Linked DNA regions of Homo sapiens: region 1 is linked to region 2. Evidence: chromatin loops called from intact Hi-C (ENCODE). Cell type or tissue: mammary epithelial cell. All regions are shown on one strand. Links, peaks and the distances in the headings refer to the core of each region. The heading gives the core; the rest is flanking DNA. Region 1 overlaps ELMO1 (engulfment and cell motility 1). Region 2 overlaps ELMO1 (engulfment and cell motility 1).

What was found. Hi-C counts contacts between places; a loop is a spot of excess contacts. Peaks named below come from ENCODE experiments on the same cell type or tissue, not always from the same donor. Only the 100,000 strongest peaks of a DNase experiment are listed, where the experiment ranks them.
Region 1: it touches region 2 in a loop (22-fold over the local background); 2 of 110 quality-filtered maps call a loop at or near these places.

What each region holds. Positions count from the first base shown.
Region 1 is chr7:37,137,017-37,145,352 of GRCh38, forward strand. All of the region lies in intron 13 of ELMO1 (engulfment and cell motility 1), which reads right to left. Among named protein-coding and RNA genes, the nearest start is that of ELMO1-AS1, 140 kb to the left of the region's middle. In mammary epithelial cell, for the core only: a CTCF peak has its summit at 4,934; no DNase peak of the experiment used is centred there.
Region 2 is chr7:36,983,751-36,992,086 of GRCh38, forward strand. All of the region lies in intron 16 of ELMO1 (engulfment and cell motility 1), which reads right to left. Among named protein-coding and RNA genes, the nearest start is that of ELMO1-AS1, 9.9 kb to the right of the region's middle. RefSeq lists a silencer at 2,894-3,188. In mammary epithelial cell, for the core only: a CTCF peak has its summit at 3,555 (motif pointing right); no DNase peak of the experiment used is centred there.

The DNA.
Region 1 (8,336 bases), core at 63-8,062, 150 kb after region 2:
AAGAGACTCACCTAACACATAAGGACTCACATAAATTTCAGGTAAAGGGTAAAGGTTAAAAGATATTCCATGCAAATGGACAACAAAAGCAAGCAGGAGTAGCTATTCTTATATCAGACAAAACTAACTTTAAAGCAACAGCAGTTAAAAAAGACAAAGAAGGACATTATATAATGGTAAAAGGACTAGCCCAACAGGGAAATATCACAATACTAAATATATATGCATCTAACACTGGATCTCCCAAATTTATAAAACAATTACTACTAGACCTAAGAAATGATATAGACGGCACCACAATAATAGTGGGGGACTTTAATACTCCACTGACAGCACTAGAAAGGTCATCAAGACAGAAAGTCAACAAAGAAACAATGGACTTAAACTATACCCTACAACAAATGGACTTAATGGATATTTACAGAACATTCTACCCAACAACTGCAGAATACACATTCTATTCATCAGCACATGGAATGCTCTCCAAGACAGATCATATGATAGACCACAAAAGAAGTCTCAGTAATTTTTTTTTTTTTGGAGGCAGAGTCTCACTCTGTCACCAGGCTGGAATACAGTGGTGCAATCTCGCTCACTGCAACCTCCACCTCCCAGGTTCAAGCAATTCTCCTGCCTCAGCCTCCCGAGTAGCTGGGAATACAGCCACGTGCCACCATGCCTGGCTACTTTTTGTATTTTTAGTAGAGACAGGGTTTTGCCACGTTGACCAGGCTGGTTTTGAACTCCTGACCTCAGGTGATCCACCCACCTCGGCCTTCCAAAGTGCTGGGATTACAGGCGTGAGCCACTGTGCCTGGCCCAAGTCTCAGTAAATTTAAGATAACTGAAATTATATCAAGTACTCTCTCAGACCACAGTGGAATAAAATTGGAAATCAACTCCAACAGGAATCCACAAAACCATGCAAACACATGGAAATTAAATAACCTGCTCCTGAATGATCACTGGGTCAACAGAGAAATCAAGATGGAAATTAAAAAAATATTTGAACTGAATGATAATAGTGACACAACCTATCAAAACCTCTGGGATATAGCAATGGTTGTGCTAAGAGGAAAGTTCATAGGATTAAATGCCTACATCGGAAGTCTGAAAGAGCACAAACATGGACCTGGAGAAACAAGAACAATCCAAACCCAAACCCAGCAGAAGAAAAGAAATAATGAAGATCAGAGCAGAACTAAATGAAATTGAAACAAACAACAACAACAACAAAAATACAAAAGATAAATGAAACGATATGCTGGTTCTTTGAAAAGATAAAAAAAAAAAGAAGATAGACCATTAGTGAGATTAACCAAAAAAAGAAGAGAGAAGATCCAAATAAGCTCAATTGGAAACAAAATGGGAGATATTACAACTGATACTAGAGAAATATAAAAGATTATTCAAGGCTTCTATGAACACCTTTATGCATATAAACTAGAAAGCCTAGAAGAGATGGATAAATTCCTGGAAATATGCAACTTTTCTAGATTAAACCAGGAAGATATAGAATCTCTGAGCAGACCAATAACAGGCAGTGAGATTGAAATGGTAATAAAGAAAATTTCCAACCAAAAAAAGTCCAGGACCAGATGGATTCACAGCTGAATTCTATCAGACATTCAAGTAAGAATTAGTACCAATCTATTGACACTATTCCAAAAGATAGAGAGAGAGGGAATCCTCCCTTAATCGTTCTATGAAGCCAGTATCATCTTAATACCAAAAACCAGGGAAGGACATCATAAAAAAAGAAAACTACAGACCAGTATCACTGATGAACACAGATGCAAAAATCCTCAATAAAATACTAGTGAACCAAATCCAACAGCGTATCAAAAAGATAATCCACCATGATCAAGTGGGTTTCATACCAGGGATGCTGGGATGGTTTAACACATATAAGTCAATAAATGTGATACACCACATAAACAGAATCAAAAACGAAAATCATATGATCATCTCAACAGATGCAGAAAATGCATTTGACAGAATCCAACATCGCTTTATGATTAAAACCCTCAGCAAAATCTGCATAGAAGGGATATACCTTAAGGTAATAAAAGCCATTTACAACAAACTCACCATCAACATTCTACTGAATAGGCAAAAGGTGGAAGCATTCCCCCTGAGAACTAGAACAGACAAGGATGCCCACTTTCACCACTATTCAACATAGTACTGGAAGTCCTAGCCAGAGCAATCAGACAAGAGAAATAAATAAAGGGTATCCAAATCAATAAAGAGGAAGTCAAATTGTCACTGTTTGCTGATGATATGATTGTATACCTAGAAAACCCTAAAGACTTATCCAATAAGCTCCTAAAACTGGCAAATAAATTCAGTAAAGTTTTAGGATACAAAATTAATGTATGCCAATCAGTAGCTCTGCTATATACCAACAGTGATCAAGCTGAAAATCAAATCACTCAACCTCTTTCACAATAGCTGCAAAAAAATAAAATACTTAAAAATATACCTAACCAGGGAGGTGAAAGACCTCTACAAGGAAAACTACAAAACACTGCTGAAAGACATCATAGACAACACAAACAAATGGAAACACATCCCATGCTCATGGATGGGTAGAATCAATATTGTGAAAACGACCATACTGTCAAAAGCAGTTTACAAATTCAATGCAATTCCTATCCAAATACCACCACTGCTCTTCAGAAAACTAGAAAAAATAATCCTAAAATTCATATGGAACCAAAAAAGAGCCCACAGAGCCAATGCAAGACTAAACAAAAAGAACAAATCTGGAGGTATCACATTACTCAACATCCAACTATACTATAAGGCGACAGTCATCAAAACAGCATGGAACTGGTTTAAAAATAGGCACATAGACCAATAGAATAGAATAGAGAACCCAGAAATAGAGCCAAATACTTACAGCCAACTGATCTTTGACAAAGAAAATAAAAAAATAAAGTGGGAAAAGGACACCCTATTCAACAAATGGTGTTGGGATAATTGGCAAGCCACATGTAGAAGAATGAAACTGGATCCTCATCTCTCAACTTACACGAAAATCAACTCAAGATGGATCAAATACTTAAATCTAAGGCCGGGCATGGTGGTTCACGCCTGTAATCCCAGCACTTTGGGAGGCCATGGTGGGCAGATCACGAGGTCAGGAGAGCGAGACCATCCTGGCTAACATGATGAAACCCCACCTCTACTAAAAAAAAAAAAAAAATACAAAAAATTAGCTGGGCGTGGTGGCAGGCGCCTATAGTCCCAACTACTCCGGAGGCTGAGGCAGGAGAATGGCGTGAACCTGGGAGGCAGAGCTTGTAGTGAGCCGAGATGGCGCCAGTGCACTCCAGCCTGGGCGACAGAGTGAGACTCCGTCTCAAAAAAAAAAAAGACTTACATCTAAGACCTGAAACCATAAAGATTACAGAAGATGACACTGGAAAACCCCTCTAGCCATTGGCTTAGGCAAAGACTTAATGACCAAGAACCCAAAAGCAAATGCAACAAAAACAAACATAAATAGAAGGGACTTAATTTAACTAAAAAGCTTCTGCACAGAAAAGGAAATAATCAGCAGAGTTAACAGACAACACACAGAATGGGAGAAAATATTCACAATCTATACATCTGACCAAAAGACTAATATCCAGAATTTACAAAGAACTCAAACAAATCAGTAAGAAAAAAACAATCCCACCAAAAAGTGGGCTAAGAACATGAATAGACAATTCTCAACAAAAGATACACAAATGGACAACAAGCATACGGAAAAAATGCTCAACATCAGTAATAATCAGGGAAATGCAAATCGAAACCACAATGCAATACCACCTGACTCCTATAAGAATGGCTATAATCAAGAAATCAAAAAACAATAGATGCTGGCATAGACGCAGTGAAAAGGGAACACTTTTACACTGTTGGTGGAAGGTAAACTAGTACAACCACTATAGAAAACAGTGTGGAGGTTCCTTAAAGAACTAAAAGTAGATCTACCATTTGATCCAGCAATCCCACTACTAGGTATTTACCCAGAGGAAAAGAAGTCATTATATGAAAAAGATACTTGCAAACACATGTATACAGCAGTACAATTTGCAACTGCAAAAATATGGAACCAGCCCAAATGCCCATCAATCAATGAGTGGATAAAGAAAACGTGGCATATTTATATACACCATGGAATATGACTCAGCCATAAAAGAGAATGAAATAGTGGCATTCACAGCAACCTGGAGGGAATTGGAGACTGTTAATCTAAGTGAAGTAACTCAGGAATGGAAAACCAAACATCGTATGTTCTCACTCATGTGGGAGCTAAGGCATAAGAATGACGCACTGGACTTTGGGGACTTAGGGGAAAGAATGGGGGTTGGTGAGGGATAAAAGACTACACATTGGGTACAGTGTACACTGCTCGGGTGACAGGTGCACCAAAATCTTAGAAATCATCACTAAAGAACTTATTCATGTAACCAAACATCACCTGTTCTCCAAAACCCTACTGAAATAAACCAAAAAAAACTGAAAATAAGAAAATTTAAAAATTCAGATCTAAATGGTGAATAATTTAAGACAAGTTGTTTTTCCCACAGGTTAAACAGATGAAAAAGAAAAGTTAAAGAGGTATGAAAGAAAACTGCTTTTGCCTCATGATCCAGATAATTTGTATGAAATAACATACTTTCATTTTGTCCCTGGATAAACAGCATGAATCTCTGTTTCTCCAGGGCAATTTTGGTTAAAGGCAATTTTTTTTCTAACTTTGGTGCTGGAAGGCCTTTCTGTTCACTTGTTTGAGGATCAAACAACCCACACTTTTCTACATTATTCAAGAATACATCTAAACTGTCTTACCCATGCTGATCTGAAATTTTGTTTATAAGCTAATAGGCAATATCTGAAACTATGAGAGAGTAGTGCTGCCTACTGGCCACAGTCCACAGTTTAAAGAGCATCGCTGTCCACAACTAGAGGTTGAATAAGTGCAATGATTTGAGTATTTTATTTTAGCATTTTATCCTGATTCATTTATTCCAATGTTGGAAAGTTTTTAAAATACTAGAGAACTGCTACTAATGATAAGAAGGATACATCTCAAAATAAATATGATCGTAACAAAAATAAAAACCATTCCGCATGTCAAATACAGTGGGGTCCAGTCTTAATTGGAAATAAATGACCAGAGATTAAGTCTAAAAAGTAACTTGCCATTAAATATTTTGTAATGTTTTTAGTTATTTAGTAAAGAATAGTAAAACTTCCTCCCCATTACACACAAATTGATTATTTTCACTTTGATACATTGGATTCTCATGAACACAAGTAACATTTAAGAAGTTAACATTTGCTAAGTACATTCTGGGTGTTAGCACTATTTTGTACTTTACATGTATTAAATCTCACACCTGGTAGGTGCTATTCTTATCCCGGTTCTACTGATGAGGAAACTGCCGCTCAGATGAGTTTGGAAGCTTGCCCCAGACCTCACACCTGGCTGTGGCATCACAGGCAATGATTTCATTGGACAATATGTCTCAACTATGTTTTGTTCCTACTTTTTTCCTTACCACCAGTTTAGAAGTTGAATGCGTTTATTTTGGTACTGCTAGCATTTAGACTTTACATAGACTGAGAAAACTGTATTTAAGAAAAATGTAGGCTAATCAATATTAGCCACTGTGCATCATAGGCCAGCTGACACAGGAGGGGAGCCAAATGTAAAAGAGAAACACATGATACTTAGTTCAGACCTATTTCTAGTGTTGCTATATGAGTTTCAAAAATAAATACGTAAGAAAGGAAATCTAGTGGGAAAAAATTAGTATCTCTGAACCTAATTCTAACAATTCCCCAAAGCTATATGTTAGTGAAGCTGATGGAGGAGAAGATCCCATGGCTCAAGAGTTATCAATCTTCTTTGAATTTTGCACCCAATATGTCCTTCAAGCCTCCTTTTATCAATCACACCCCTCCACAGGCATTCATTTGCTATTTTCAAAAAATCCTTACAGTTAAAAAACAAAGTAATTGAGTTTTAGGGTTCCTTTAAAGAACTACGTGACTAATTAGCAAATAGTCTCAATAAAAGAATGCCTGCTATGCACCAGGCATTGCGCAAAGTGTCTTGCATATGGAGCTCTTAATCCTCACAAAACTCCCACCGGGTAGATGCTGTCATTATCCCCCAAAGGAAACTAAAGCACTGACAATTGGGTAGCTTGCCCAAAGTTTCAGAGCCAGTTATGTGGCAAAGCCAGACTGTGAACTCAGAGCATGGGCTTTTAACCAGGTTGATCAACAACCCAACATTGCTGGGAATTTCACAAAGATGTTCAATGCAGGTTCTCCTCAATCAACGTTATTCCCTCTGGCAGAGTGGGCCTGAGATCCATCTTTTTATTTATTTATTTTTTTGCGACCGAGTCTCGCTCTGTCACCCAGGCTGGAGTGCAGTGGTGCAATCTCGGCTCACTGCAACCTCCGCCTCCCAGGTTCAAGCGATTCTCTTGCCTCAGCCTCCTGAGTAGCTGGGACTACAGATGCCTGCCACCATGCCTGTCTAATTTTTGTATTTTTGGTAGAGATGAGGTTTCACCATGCTGGCCAGGCTGATTTCGAACTCCTGACCTCAAGTGATTTGCCAGCCTTGGCCTCCTAATGTGCTAGGATTACAGCAGGTGTGAGCCACTGCAGCCGGTCGATTTTTTTTTTTTTTTTTGAGATGGAGTCTCATTCTGTCACCCAGGCTGGAGTGCAGTGGCATGATCTCGGCTCACTGCAGCCTCTGCCCCCTGGGTTCTAGCAATTCTCCTGTCTCAGCCTCCCAAGTAGCTGGGATTACAGGCATGCGTCACCATGCCTGGCTAAGTTTTGTATTTTTAGTAGAGACAGGGTTTCCTCATGTTGGCCAGGCTGGTCTCAAACTCCTGACCTCAGGTAATCCACCCGCCTTGGCCTCCCAAAGTGCTGGGATTACAAGTGTGAGCCACCGCGACTGGCCTATCTTTTTAGTAAAAGTTATAATTTCTCCACCCCCTCAGACATTATAACAGACCCATGTCTCTCTCATGTTCAATAAACCACATCCTAATTTTCTGCAGCAAATAGGCTCTTACTGAACAAAAGCCAATTAGAAAATTGCCTTTGATTTTCAATGACGTGCCTAAATTATGGAGCATCACTACATTTCAGATAAAAATAAAAAATATTTTGGGGTACAGAATGAACTATGTTCTCATTCTCTCTCTCTCTCTCTCACTCCACGTATCATTTTCTCAGCTTTCCTTTTTTGGTTTTAATAGCCAGTGAAATAATTTTACAACCACAAATTTTAATAACAAGAAAAGGAAAAGAATTTCACGCCAAAACATTTAAAAGCTTTCTGTACTGTGACAAAAATACTCTGAGAGCCCAGCAAGCCCAGCAACTCCCCCACTCCTTTCTTATTTATGAGATGCTTTGGATACAGATTTATTTTCTTTTCTTGTTCCATGTTATTTTTTTCCACCTGTCTTGAAATGGAAGCTGCAGGGGCTTTGATAAATGGCTTGAAATTTTCCCTTGTTTTACTGCAAAGCCTGTGTACCTCTGTACATCCTTCTGAAATGCCATTTGTTAGTTTCTGTTGAAATGCTGCTCTGTGAATCACAGCAGACAGCTCTCAGCCCCTAGAGAAAGGGGAGATGGCTACTTCCCTTTCCAAAACACCAGAGTTTTTTCACTTTGGGAAAGTAGTACCAACCAGCTGAAAATATTATGAGTTATTTTGTAGTGAGCACCCAAGGCGCTGTTTGGGTATCTAGTCTGAGTATCTAGTTCCTGGAAATCAGTTTCTTTTCTGTTACCTGCCTGTCAGTTTTTCAGCGGAATGATTTCAATCACACATCCAAGGGAAAATATAAGCTCTAAGACAGAAAATCTCTAAACTTATTCTGTGCCCATACACCATGGCCACTGGAGAGCTAGAGTAAACCTTAAATATAATCTAGGCTGGTCTTCTTATTTTATAGACAAAAAAACTGAGCCCCTGGTGGAGAGTAGCAGTGCTCAAACTTGAGCAGGCATCTGAATTTCTTGGAGGACTTGTTAAAGCACTGATTGCTGGCCCCACCCCAAGTCTCATCCAGTAGGCCTGGGGTGAGGCCAAAGAATCTGCATCTCTAATAAATCCCCAGGTGATACAGATGTTGCTAGTTGAGGACTCTTTGAGACCCACTGGTAGAGAGGATAGCTCATCTCAAATGACACAGGTAATGTCAGGAGATCTAGAATCCAGATCTACCATTCCTCAAATCCCCATGCAGCTTCTATATTATATCACGCTTTAATCCACTGGTTCCCAG
Region 2 (8,336 bases), core at 313-8,312:
AAAGAAGGAGACAATGAACTTCAGGGTATGATACGTTCTTGGCTATTCCCCCAGGACAGGGATCTTGCTTTACCCTAAAATGCCTGATTATCAAAGTGTTATGTGTTTGTGCATGAATGCGTTTTTAGGTGGGGGGAGCAGAGAGGAGGTTCATAGCTTTCACATTCTTAAAGAGTTCCATGATCCAATAATAGCTTAAGAACTACTGTTTTAGATTTTTTTTTTTTTTTTGTAAACATTTTTTACTGCTTCCATAAAAAGCTGGTTTCTTCTCTCATTCTTACCAACAGGTGCCAGCACTTCGCTCATGTAAAGTGACACTAGTGGGGGAGAGAAGAGGCCAAGGCGAAATGGACATTGACTCTAACGAGCTGACTGTCACTTAATGCACATCCTCTAGAAACCAGACTTCCTCAAAATCGAGCATCGAGGTGTACTGAGGAGTGTGGTGCAGCAGGCAGAGTTAACATGCACACAAGCTCTTCCAGTCAGGCAGAATTCTCAATGTATCCAGCCATCTGGAGCCTCATGGGATCAGAGAGCAGCCTACATCTCCAGAAAGGCATTCAGCTAACAAACAGGTCACTGACCTTGTCAAGTGACCAGGTGTCCCTGATGCATTGTCACCCGCAGTTAGGAAATTCTCCCTCTCCTGCAACGTCAGCCCTACTTCTTTAATAGACAGAGTAGAAGGTCTCTCCCAGACACCCAGTCGCCCTCACCCTGCCTTGAGTCTTCTATAGGCGAAAGCTTTCTAGCTCTTCTGTTTCTGTAACCATTCATCACAGGTCCCATTTAGGATAAAGTAAATTCTATTCTAGAGCCACGTGAAGACCCACAGCATTCTCCTGTGCAAAAGGACATTTTTTAAAAAGGACAACCAATAAGATTTCTCTTGTTTGACTATTTCATGTGCATTTCTTCATAAACCAGATGCTTCATTCTCTTTTCCTCTCTCCATTATTTGAAGTCAAGTGGACTGTAAATAGAAGACATCAAGTGTGCTATGACACTTTCAGGCACATAAGACAGGAAATCACATTTTAAAAAAAGTAACATGATGAATCCTCAAAATCAGGAGACAATCAGGGGAAAAGATCTTAGGCAGAGATAGAAGCCCCAACTTCAGCCCCCACTCTCTGCAACCCAAGCCAATGGCATTACCTTTCCTCTCCCCGTTCAGAATGATTATAACTCGTCTGGAATCCTGCTCGGTGCTTGGGTTGCATCTTGCCACATACATTTTTAAGTTTGCAGCTAGAAGGGTCCCTACAGGCAAAGAGTTTCTCGTTCCCCACGCTGCCCCTCCATTGCCTGTTTATAGTACTGCTTTCTTGTTCTTCCTGTTTCTACCCAACGAAATTGAAAATTTCATCACCAGTGTCAGAAAATTAAACCCCAGGGAGCAGAGCAATAGCTCAGAGCATCCCTTTCCTGGCAGAGAGCCAATCCTTGAATATAACTTTGCAAACCCTCTCTGGTTTTTCAGGGGTTTGAAAGGATGCAAAATAGAGTCATTTTGAAGCATGCTTTTTGACTGCTAAAATCTTTCCAATTGCACTTCACTTTATCTTTGCAATTAATTAAAAAACATATTTCAATTTGGAGACAGGTTTCATAAAAGGAAAGGACATGACCTAGCTCAGTTACACATTTTCCAAGCAGAGAACAGTGGCACACGGAGAAGAGATGCTTCATTCCGTGGCTGGGGGTCTGAAGAAGTGTTTGACAGACCATTGTAATAACATCTCTCTTCACAATGCAAACACCAGCAACACAATCAAGCGGCTCCGGGCTCCGTGCCTGCACCTTTTTCTCTCTTCCTAGCAATACACAGGGTTGACTCTTATTATTAATGTAGCTTTAAAAGCATTTTCTCTTGAAATGCATCAACACCCAGGGAAATAAAGCAGAACTCTGCTCCTTACACTAATCCTAACAAGACAACCAATGTCCAAGTATAATGTACAGTCAGCTACAAATCGGATCAGACCCAAGCAAAGCATGCAGTCTTTTGAATTCAGAGTCTCCTACATCATGGGAACCCTTGAATGCCCGCTCCTCCATGTGCTTGTTCCAATTCAGTTTTCTCGGCAGACAATAGGACAAAGCTACATTTAGCTCAGGCTGATAATACCGGTGGACACATGTGTGAGACGGAGGTTTACTCACCAAGCTCCCGTAAGTCCATCTTTCCCAACCACAAATACTGATTCTAAGCTGCTGCCACCACAAAGCGACTTAGAGTCGTCCCCCTGAAGAACAATGTGCTGGAATACCACCAGATGGTTCCTGAGTAAGCTTGTTCATGAAACAGGTTTCCAGTTGAGCCATGTGAACAGAGACCCGCCGCACACCTTTAAATGGTATACACTCCAAGTCCAGAAGAATAAGCATGTAGCTTTGCTTATGTTTATGGAGCTGGAGCCCAGGGATGCTCCGATTGGCAGGAGTCGGGGAAAGATCAGCCAATCAAAGGGCGCCTCCATTTCAGGGAAACTCCTGCTCATTTATTTAGCATCTTCAGAGATCATCGGCTTTTCCAGGAAGAGCTTTTCTCTTAGAGTATCACAAGAGAAAAATAATAACTTCGTTTCTATTTTAGTGTCCTATGCTCTTTTGTCAATAAACCCATAGCTCCCCGTCTTGGTACTTCTCAATATATCCCCCACTTTTTCTTATAAAGAACTAAAAAACAAATAAGGACAAGAAGAAAAAGAAAAAGCTGGTGATGGGCTGGAGATAGTTCATATTCATCAGCCTCCACCTTGTTGGGAGAAGTGGGGGAGTGCCTGGGCTCAATAATTACCGATTCTGTTGCCATAGAAACAGACTGGCTGCAGCGAGTTGGATTCGTGCAGAACATCTGCTGCCAGACCCATAATCAACTGCAATCTCATCTCTTCCCCTCTCTCTACTTTTATTTGATTGTGAGTTTGCTTTCTCCTACCTTCTCTTCACACACAGTTTTTGTCCAGAAATGTCATAGAACCACCTCGCGATACCTTGCCATGTACACACAAGGCATGCACACCAGGGGTGCTCACATACTCAGGAATGCAAGCATTCCAGAGCATCCCAGCAGGGGTCCCACTGGGAGGATTTATACTCTAATTCCTACCCAGGATGTAAACAAACATAAACAGCCTCTACCCCTAATTAAAATTACTGCAACTTTTAACCTAGAGAATTAGAGGGGTATCTTTAAAAATATTTGTTGCCTAACAGCCCTGAGAGCTCCGCAAATAAAAGTTAAAGTTTGCAATGGTATTCCTCAGAGGGCACTGCGGTGGTTCCTAGCCAACCTTTGGAATGAAGCGATTACACTGGCGGCTTGTGGAAGATTTTGTAAGTACGGAGTGTTCAGGCCCAGCTCTTTTCTGCATTAGCACCTCATCAAGGCGCCCTGAACACTAGGGATCTCCCTGGATTTCCTCAGCCCATTTTCATCCCCTCAGACTCCTCCCCTGCTTGCTCCAAATTCCCCGGGTTGCATGACTAGAATTAATGTCACCAACTCTGAATGTGCTGCCATCTCTCTCCTTAGCAGCAGGGGTCGCCACTGAGCAGTGAATGGCTGCACATCCTGGTCAGACTCGAGGGGGCTCATAAGGTGGCAATCTCACTCAGGGGTCTGCGGAAGCCCTCAGTTCCACAGAGATTGATGGAAAATGGTAAGTGTCACAGAAGGCACCGATTTGGGCTTATGTTAGAGAGAAAAGAATTACTCTCTGCCCTATCGTCATCTGCCTTGGCATCATAACAACCTCAAGGAGAACCTTCTCTTCCTTAAAGGTCTCTGCAAGCCTGGGACCCTCAGCCCGTAATGACCCAGATGAGGCTTCTGAGGAGACTGGGACCTGCTCTTTGTGTGTTTCTGATTCTTGAAGCCAAGCTGAACTATCCATCTACAACACATCCACTGTCTAAACAGCAACAGTCGCCCTCAGCCTCCTTTCTTCCTAAATGAAGCTCAGTATAAACCCCATATCCATCCAACTCCAAATGCTCAGCTATAGCCCACTGGTGTTTTGTTTTGTTTTGACAGTCTTGCTGGAGTGCAATGGTGTGATCTCGGCTCACTGCAACCTCTTCCTCCCAGGTTCAAGCGATTCTCCTGCCTCAGCCTCCTGAGTAGCTGAGATTACAGGCATGTGCCATCATGCCTGGCTAATTTTTGTATATTTATTAAAGATGGGGTTTCACCATGTTGGACAGGCTGGTCTCAAACTCCTGACCTCAGGTGATCCATCCACCTTGGCCTCCCAAAGTGCTGGGATTACAGGCGGGAGCCACGACGCCTGGCCGCCCATTGGTCTTGATGTTGGATTTGTACCTTCAAGAATATGAATCCTGGCTTTCCATTTTGTCTCTTTATGCCACTAAGTGTAGGAAGAAAGTCTCACCCAGGTACAGCACCCAAAGCCAACACTGTCAATCTTTCTCAGCTCTGCCCAGACAACATTCACCCTCAGGGTGGTGGATGGCTCAGGTTTTCTCTACCATCTTTCTGGAACATCTCCTCTTAACTGTCCTGCCTAGTCTCCTCTGCCATGGGGACACCCACCCTTTGCCTTCCCATCCTCTTGAAGGCTGTCCAAATCCTCAGTTTATGCCAAAACCATCATTCCATCCAAGTCTTCCTCAATCAAAATTTAATAATTTTCTCAACAAATATTTAGCAAGTATCTATGCCAGGCACTTGTGCTAGTGATACAACAAACTGACAAGGTTTCTGCCTTACAACCTGCAGACTCTAATAGAGGAGGCAAAAATATTAAGCATAACTGTGATATGGAGTATAAAAACAGAGCTATGAACTCTGTGTTCTCTTAGCACAAATAATCACTTAGTGAGATCAGGAAAAGCATTTCAGAGAAAGTGACATCAAGCCATGATCTAAAGGAAGAGTAAAAGTTAATAAATTGAGAGTGAGGGGAAGAGTGACCCAAACAAAACACATGTGTGCTAGGAGGCAACATGGCATCTTTGAAAATCTGAAAGAAGCCAAATGTGAATGGATCACAGTGAGAATGACTGGGAGGATGGTGTAAGACCAGACCAGCAGATGCTTAGAGACCAAGTTAAGGAGTCTGGTTCTTATCCTACAAGCAATGACAATGCATTGCAGTGCTCCAGTTAAATGACTCCTTGCCCATCCTAACACACCAACATAACCCAAGATATATATTCCTCAGCTGATATGAATGACAGATTAACAGAATACAAACCTGATTGAAACAATCTATTTCAAGACATCTGTGATTTGTTGGGTTGATCTAGCTAACATTTATTGAGCAATTAATAATCCAGGAATTAATCCAGCAATTAAGAATTAATTCAGCAATTAATAATTCAGGAATTAACCTAGCAGTTCATAATCCAGTGCATTCTAAGCACTTTGTCTAGATTAACCAATTTAATTCTCCCAAAAGCTCTGTGAGATGTTATTACACTATTTACACAAATGAGGAAATTGAGGCATAAGGAGGTTAAGCAACTTGACTGAAATAACAACAACAACAAAAAAGTAGCAGAGCCAGGATTTGAATCAAGGGATTCAAGCTCTAGATTCTTTAAGTGTGATCCACAAGGATCACCTACATTAGAAATTCTCATTAAATGCAGATTCCTGGGGTCCAAGTGCATCTCTCCCCAATCAGAATTTCAGGGGGCAGAATCACGAATATTTTCCCAAGCACTCCAGGAATTCTTACGCACACCACAGTTTAGGAACCACTGCTAAGAGATGTTTTTGTAAAGGAGGAGAAGACTACCTCAAAATTAATCTCCCACATATAAAATGGAAAAAGGCAGTTTTTGGAGAATGGGACAGAGGGTCTCACTATTTCAAGCCATTACAAAAGACCATCTATATGAGAGTAAGATCATCTTTCTTTTGAATGACTGCAAATCCTGGTTGTATCATATAATCCAAAGTTAAAGTGGAGGGTGGGTAGACAGCACAGTCTGGTGCTTGGTAGTTATCCTACTAGGGAGGTTTATGAAGAGAGAGCATGCAAGTTCACAAAGAACACATTCACTAGGGTAATACAGATGTTATTAGAACCATCAGCAATAAGGTAGGAAGACTATGTATTATTATTGTTGACACTATGTGAAACGTCATAAGTTTTTTAAGGTAATTTTTATCCTGAAAAACTCATTTTTAAGACAAAATTGCAAGGTAAACAGATAATTTTATATTAGCCTTCAATCCTTCTCCCCTTCATCTATTTGAAAGCTAGCAAATAAGCTCTTTCGTCCACCTAGCTAGTCATGGTTTTAGTTCTAGAAAATAAGTGACTTGATCGATATTTTCAGAGGGTCCACTTCAAGAAAAAAATAGCTATAGCATCTTCGAGGAAACTTCCAAAGAATTTTTGCATGGGATCTTGTCCAGCGGTTTTGTTATGGAGATCCCAGACTGGGTGCTCTATTTAGTTAACCTGGACTTTCTGGCGATTTTTTCGCCTTCTAGACTGTGATGAAAAAAGTACATAAAGCTTACAGAGCTGCTGGTGAGCCTCAAAAAGAGGGAAACCTAGATTTTGTTAGCATCATATTTGGATGACTGCTTGTCAAGTTCCCAAGAACTGGCATGAAGTTGTTCTGCATACACCTAATGGACTTGTACTCCACAGGCTCCACATGGATGATAGGTAGCCTATCATCCAGCTTCTGAACACATTCAGATTTACTATGTGCTGTCCACAAAAGGAGAAGGGAATCACAGTATCAAATACTCAGAAAATTCAGGGGGTGGGGTGGGAATCACTGCTGGGCATCTGAATAAAGGTCATAAGAAATCCCTTTCTATTTCGCTCACACGTTCAACCTGTACTCTTTGTTCTGCTTGGAGCAGGCACTGTCAGTACCATTTATCCCATATTGTCTTGGGGCAGATTCAATCTCATGAAATTTTATTCCTTTCCATAAGCATGATTTATTAAATGTATTATTACTAAATCTGATGTAATTCTTATACCTTTGTAATACTTTTTAAATAAATCCACAAATCAAAAAAGAATGTTAGGCGGTATACATGTATTTTTGAATAAAAAATATGGTGACTATTATAGAATAATTTCTAAACTGGCTGTCCAAATTCTCCTTAGTTCACCTATAGGTCTTAACTGAAATGAGCACCATTTATATTGAGCCTTTAAAAGGCAGATGAAGGGATTCCATTTACCGGGCACTAAGAGAGGTGGCACTTATACCCATTCCTTTCATTTTCCAGCTCCTGGTCCCAAACTGGATGCTTCCACTGAGTATCCATTTCATTAGGATTCATGTTCTTTGCTGGCAATGAAGGTGATGGTAATGGTCTCTACAGTTTACGACATGGCTACGCTGCAACCAGTTTTGTTTGATTAATTCATTCTTATGAGGGAGGTCATCAGGGTACTTAGCCTCATGAAAATTCCAAACAGTTAGGGTGTATATGCAGTAGGCTCTTCTCCACCTACATCTCAGCCCTCTTATGGAATGCCCTCATACACACACGTGCACATGCATGAGCCCACACACATAAAACACACTGATATCGTTTCCATAACAGCAACAGGCCCAGTGCAGACTGAATCAGACCATATCTCCCAAGGATGTGAGATCAGAAGTGGGGACTCTTCCCCAATGGGTCAGAGGTGTAGCCACTACTGGCTCAGTGAAACTACTTTATTTCATTCAAGAGACTTTGGAGAGATATTTCTCTAGTATTTGGGCTGACCAGTATACAGTTATCTCTAATCATTTTACATGGTGCATTTTTAAGACCAAAACATATGCAAAACCTGAACTGAACATAGTCAGAAGACCTTTTTACAGCTCTTTTTATCCTCAAAGGGAGATATCAATAATATTCCATGGAAACATTCCCATACGTAGGCACCTGCATCTCTTTTCCTCATTTTCATGGAGAGATGATCCTGAGCAGAATGTGCAAACCCTGTCACACTGTCACTTTATCTTTTGATCCCAGGATGCTGAGCTCTCTGTGATAAGCCTGGACATCTGTGGAAGCTTAGGAGAGTAACAAAAAATGCAGATGCAGTGCTTACCATGGGCCTATGCTATAAAAGGCCCCATTTCCAAATGGAGAAACGAAGGCTCAAGACATTCAGATAACATGTCTCCAGTTGCCATCTAGTAAAGTGGGACACTCAGGATTCAAACTCAGGTGTCCATCTGTGGAGCACCCTGAGCAGCACGCCCCACTGTGGCCTCACAGCTCCCCAAGCAAGCAGCTGGAGCAGGTGGGATTATTCCCAAGCATCCTAAGGCTGAGTTATAAAATATGAGTCATTAATATGAATTTTATTTCCCTGGGCTTT